Regions from separate parts of the Homo sapiens genome. Here region 2 is linked to region 1. A link is a contact called in ENCODE Hi-C or POLR2A ChIA-PET data. All regions are on one chromosome and are shown on one strand. The core of a region is the stretch at or near the end of the contact, and the rest is flanking DNA. Distances in the headings are between cores, read along the strand shown.

Region 1 (2,700 bases), core at 160-2,659:
GTGTATAAACGTTTGTAAATTTTAATTGGTAGAATGTCACATCTTTTGTGGATTCAGTTGTAAAATATGTTTCCCCCAATTTTGATTGGTAATATATTGCAGTTTTGGGCACAGCTGTGAATTATATGTGAACCACAGCCAAGTCCAAGTTTATTTCTGTTTCACCATTTTTTAAATTTAGTAAGAACATTGTTCTTTCTATGATGCTGTACTCAACCAAGGTTTGTAATTGTGTTATCACTGTAAAAACAAATAGAATTGACCCTTATTATTCACAGATTTTGTTTTCATGAATTCGTCTGCTTACTACAGATTGAGCATCTCTGATCTAAAATCAGAAATGCTCTAAAATCCTAAACTTTTTGAGTGCCAACATGATGCTCAACACAATCCTCAAGGGTCATGCGCAAATGAAATACTCATGGGAGCATTTTGGATTTCAGATTTTTGGATTAGGGATACTCAATAAGTATATAATGCAAATGTTTCAAAATTTTTAAAAACTCTGAATTCAAAACACTTCCGACCCCAAACATTTCAGGGTAAGGGATACTGAACCTATAAAATTTATTTGTAACTGCAAAATCAATACTCATGACACTAGGCATTCAACTGAGTGCATGACTGCAAATGGTACAGAATGGTGAAAAATTTGGATTGCTCAACACATTCCTAGTTGACAAGCTGATTTCCTTCAGCTCTCATACGGTAAACAAGTCTCCTTTTTGTGGTTTATATAGTGCCATGATTTTTGCTTTTTTAGGCTTATGATTTCTGTGTTTAAAATGACTACCCAGTGTGGAACTGAAGTGCTGTATATTGCGCCTAAGTGCAAGAAGGCTGTGATGTGCCTTAAGGAGAAAATGCATGTGATAGATAAACTTATAGTGCTGTTGGCTATGAGTTCAGTGTTAGTGACTCAACAGTGAACAGCCATACATTGCTTAACAACAGGGTTAAATTCTGAGAAATGTATCATTAGGTGATTTTGTCATTGTGAAAGTATCATAGAGTGTACTGATATGAATCTATAGCTTACTATACACGTAGGCTATTTGGTATAGCCTCTTGTTCCTGGGCTACAAACCTGTACAGTGTGTTACTATACTGAATTCGTAGGCAATTGTAACACAATAGTAAATATTTATTTATCTAAACATAGAAAATGTACAGTGAAAATATAGCTTGATAATCTTATGGGACCACCTCCATCATATATGCAGTCTGTTGTTGACTGACACATCATGCAGTGGATGACTATATATTAATAAGGTATCTTGAAACAGAAATATACATAAAATGAGGTTATGTTTGATCAGCTAATTAAAATGTAATCAGAGGCTCTCAGGAGCTCTCAGGAACCCAACCCTGAATTTCCCTTATGAGTAAACAGTTTGGTATTCCCTAATTCAGTGTTCATGGTGACTTCATAGAACTTAACTACTGTGAATAAGGAGAACCAACGGTAATTTTGTCTTTGTTGTTGAACTTCTAAACTGATTTTTAAGTAGCAATTAAAGCAATGTCAAGTGTTTCATATTCTACAGAATGAACTTCCAAAAGCTTTACTTTGGTTTCATGAATTAGATGAAATCATCAAACCATTATTGGAATTAACTGATTTTTCTGGTTGGTACATCTCCTGATGCTGACAGAAAGCTGGCAACATTTAACTGTGAGTTTTTCTGTTAATGGAGCCAACCAGTTTTCACTTTACTTTGATGATGTAAAAGAGACGCTTTAGAATCAGAACTAAGTGCATTTTTTTAAAAAGTCATTGGATCTAGATGAAAAGTCATGCTTTAGAGAATAATACGTAAAACACTTTCTCTGTCCTGTCTGCTTTCATTAAATCCGTGTCTTTAAGCTAGCCATGAGCAGGGAGCAGTATTCAGTATTTCTTCTACCTTCATTCAAGACTGGAGGAGTTAGCTGTCCCTACCTGCTCCTGCCTAGGTATACTTTTTCTGCATGGTGCCTGGGTGCTGTCTTTAAGAATGAAGTATCAGTTACAGTACATTTAGTACATTTAGAAATGGGTTACTGCTAGGTGTCTTAAAGATTTAAGCAAGTTGCGAAATTGACAACTGGCTTCATTGCACATGCATCTCACACATGGCTCAATGAGATTATGGCAGAGCCTAAAAGTACAAGTAAGTCTTAGCATATTTTAATGCTATCATTAAAAAAAATCATTAGAAAATGAAAAATCCAGGACAAATGGTAAATTTGTGGGACACTGGGACAATGGCCGTAAATTGGGACTGTCTCAGGCAAACTGACACACTTTACTAGACATGTGTCCTTTTAAAAATCTTCAAATCCCAAACTCTTGATTACTGTTTTCCTGTCAAAAAGGCTGCGCCCTGAATATGAATCACTTGTTTGTGACTGTTTACTAATTTCCACAGTATTATGCACATGGAAAAGAATGTGAAGCATTCTTCTTAGCCAGTTTTATTCATTGTGGCATTTCTTTTTTTCTGGAACATTTTCTATTTATCTTAAAACTTTTATTAAATTTTGCATGCTTTCATTTTTAAACTAAAGACATGTAATCAACTATGGAATTATTTTCTTCTACATTAGTTCTTTTATTATCTTAATAAAAATATACAGTAATTAAAAATGAAACTTGAAAAGAAGGCACCTTTTACATATATTTGATGAAAATGGATTATCTGAATATGATTATAATAA
Region 2 (2,936 bases), core at 178-2,677, 160 kb before region 1:
AGTTTTGAGAAATCTCCATTCAATTCTCCCATTTTAGTGAGGACATTGAGTTGCAAAGAGATTAAACAATTTTCCCAAAGCCACATTGCTTGTAGGTGACAGAATTAGAATATGAACTGGGCGGTGTGACTTTAGGCTTGTCTTTTTTTTTTTTTTTCTTTTTTTTTTTTTTAGAGATGAGGTCTCACCATGATGCCCAGGCTGGTCTCCTGAACTCCTGAACTCAAGTGATCCTTCTGCCTTGGCCTCTCAAAGTGCTGGGATTATAGGCATGAGCCACTACCACTACCCCGAGCTTTTTTTTTTTTTTCTTTTGAAACAGGATCTCACTCTGTCACCCAAGCTGGAGCACAATGGTGTTATCACTGCTCACTGCAGTCTCTACCTCCTGGGCTCAAATGATCCTTCCACTTCAGCCCCACAAGTAACGGGACTACAGGCATGTGCCACCACGCCCAGCTAGTTTCTATTTTTTGTAGAAGCAGGGTCTCACTATGTTGCCCAGGCTGGTCTCGAACTCCTAGGCTCATATAATTCTTCTGCCTCAGCCTCCCAAAGTTGTTATGATTACAGACCTGAGCCACTGTGCCTGGTCCCTGGGCGAGTCCTAACCATGTGCCATCCTCCCCTTGGGCTTCCTACACTAGTCTAATGGAGGAGCCCTGCTCAGGTGAGAATGCCATTTCCCTGGCCATTCATGAGCTGGAATCCAGTAGTCACTCAGAAAATACTAATTCCTTGTCCCTTCCTTTCCCATCAATCCTATCTTACAGTCATACAGGAGAACTTATTTTAAAGAAAGACTCTTCTTAGGGTTAGGAAAGAGAACAACCTATTTGAGGGGATCTTCCCCTTTAGTTGCATGAAGACTTAAAAGGGTAGAGCAGATCAGTATCTCTACAATGTATGAGTCCCCATATGCTGATGATGGTTGCATTATGTATTTCAGTAACGATCCTTGTCAGACTCTAAAACACTGGTGTGACTCACCAGATACATGCTCAAAGCTTCTCACATTTAATATCCTGGGAAAATAGCTCATCCACCCTGCTAATGGAAGCCCTCTGAAGTTGCCCCTGGGGATCCAGGGGTGACTATGTTGTTTCATCTTCCCGGGAGTGGCTTTTTGGTGTGTGTTTTTATTTGTTCTGGAAAGAGGTCAGAAGCAAAGAGGAAGTGTCTTTTCCATCCTAGAACACACCAAATCAGGAATGAAACCTATGATAATTCCAGCCAGCTGGACCCAAGTCCCCTGCAACAAAACTGTCTCACCCCACAGTGGACCCACTAAACAGATGGAAGGGCAGAGGAAAGACATACTGACACAGAAGGGTCAGAAAAGGGACTCACACATTAGTTGCACATCAGGTTGTCAGTCACCACTGATGAGTCGCTGCTCTGGATTCTGTCTGATCTTTCATGGACATAAACCTGGGGCTCTTGTGGCTTTGTCAGAGTAAATATCGTGTTTTTTGCAGTCTGGAGGATGGTTGTATATACTCAGAAGACCCTGGAAACCGTGAGTCCAGAGTGGCTGGCCACCCCAGATGAGATTATTCTTGATCCCAGATTTCACTGAAGGAAACCAAAGCCAATAGGCTGTTTGGGGGCTCTGCACGTGCGCGTGCGTGCGTGCGTGTGTGTGTGTGTGTGTGTGCGTGTGTGTACGCGCATGTGCGCCTAACCGGCTGTTCAAAACGTCCTTCGGAGGATTCCTGCTTTGAGACTCCAGCCCTGCAGGCAGCACGCAGCCCCTCCACCACATCCTGCCTCTCCACTTCCTCCCCTCCTTTCCCAACTCCGAAAGCCAAGATGGGAAGTCTCTCACGACCCTGTGGCTTGGCGGGGAAGAGGCCTGAACTTGATACAGCTGGCTTTTCTGGGGCCTGGTAAGAGCATTTCTCCCTGAGTCTGGGCTTCTTCGCTTACCTATTTTTAGACGTGTGCTGCAGACTTTTTTGAGGGCTCAGACAGGAGTCTCTGGCGAGGCTAGTCCACGCCAGGCATGAGACTCGTGCACAGCAAGGTCTGCTGCACACCTGAGCAGGGATCCAGGGAGCAGTTACATGTGGTTTGATTGAAAGTCAAAAGGAAGACAAATAAACAGCCTTTGGCAACTCCCTCGCTACCCCCCAAGAACAAAGTTCTGGGTTTTCCCTTCCACCTTAGCAGCAAGTCATGAAAGGTGGCTGAAGGAGCGTGACCTGGGAATCTGGGCACATTGAAGAGGCAGCATGGCAGGAATGTCACAGGCAGTAACTAGGACCTCTAACAGCTGATCACAGAGCACTTAGGCAGGCCTGGGCGGGGAGCTGTCTCTCCAGCCCCACTTCTTGCCAGTTAGTCCCCATGAGGCAGGCACTCCCTCCTTGATCTCCCTGACCTCCCCGCTCACCAACTCAGGGCTTTACACCTGTCGCTTACCTGCTCTGTGTCCTTCAAGACCTAGGTCAAATGTCACCATACGCTTTATTATCTCAAAAAGACCGATGCCTGGCTGTTACTGTCTCCAGACTGCAAGAAGTTGAGGGACAGGGACCATGTCTTATTCATCCGTATACTGCAGGTGTGCCAGAGATTAAATGTGCTAGGTGGGTGCAGGGACATGACAGGGATGTGTGGGAGACCAGGCTGGAGGCACAGTTTGGGGCCAGCTTGTAAAGCGTCACAGGAAATCCCACATAACAAGTGTTTGGTGAAAGCTGAACGAATGAATGATCAAATGACATGCAAAAAAAAGATGTTATCATTTAAGGCCAAGAATCAGCAAATAGCCACTAGAAAAAATAAAACCAGCCAATTCATGATCCTGATTTTGTTTTCTACTTACAAAGCATGTTAGTTTCAGTAGGAGTTTATGAATTCAGTCTGTTTATACATTCAAGAGACTGATGGTACCTAAACCTGGGTTGGTTGGGCCAAATGCTATACATGAA

Evidence for each region. A loop is a pair of places that touch in the nucleus more often than their neighbours do. ChIA-PET counts read pairs that join two places held with the same protein, here RNA polymerase II (POLR2A). Pooled maps may share reads with other maps.
Region 2: a pooled map shows a loop between it and region 1 (6-fold over the local background). The contact joins two enhancer-like sites. A Hi-C loop is called at or near these places in 8 of 50 pooled maps. POLR2A ChIA-PET finds 5 or more read pairs at or near these places in 6 of 52 experiments (AG04449, PC-9, WTC11 and 3 more).

The regions. Positions count from the first base shown.
Region 1 is chr10:30,984,445-30,987,144 of GRCh38, reverse strand. The region is part of intron 1 of ZNF438 (zinc finger protein 438); the gene reads left to right. Among named protein-coding and RNA genes, the nearest start is that of ZNF438, 46 kb to the left of the region's middle. Within about 2 kb of position 1,409, at least 7 of the 41 ENCODE cell types and tissues checked have a DNase peak (open chromatin) inside an H3K27ac peak, as active enhancers do; they include PC-9, where a contact is called at or near this core.
Region 2 is chr10:31,145,487-31,148,422 of GRCh38, reverse strand. All of the region lies in intron 2 of LOC105376481 (a long non-coding RNA gene), which reads right to left. Among named protein-coding and RNA genes, the nearest start is that of LINC02664, 41 kb to the left of the region's middle. RefSeq lists enhancers at 1,148-1,698, 1,699-2,250. Within about 2 kb of position 1,427, at least 9 of the 41 ENCODE cell types and tissues checked have a DNase peak (open chromatin) inside an H3K27ac peak, as active enhancers do; they include PC-9, where a contact is called at or near this core.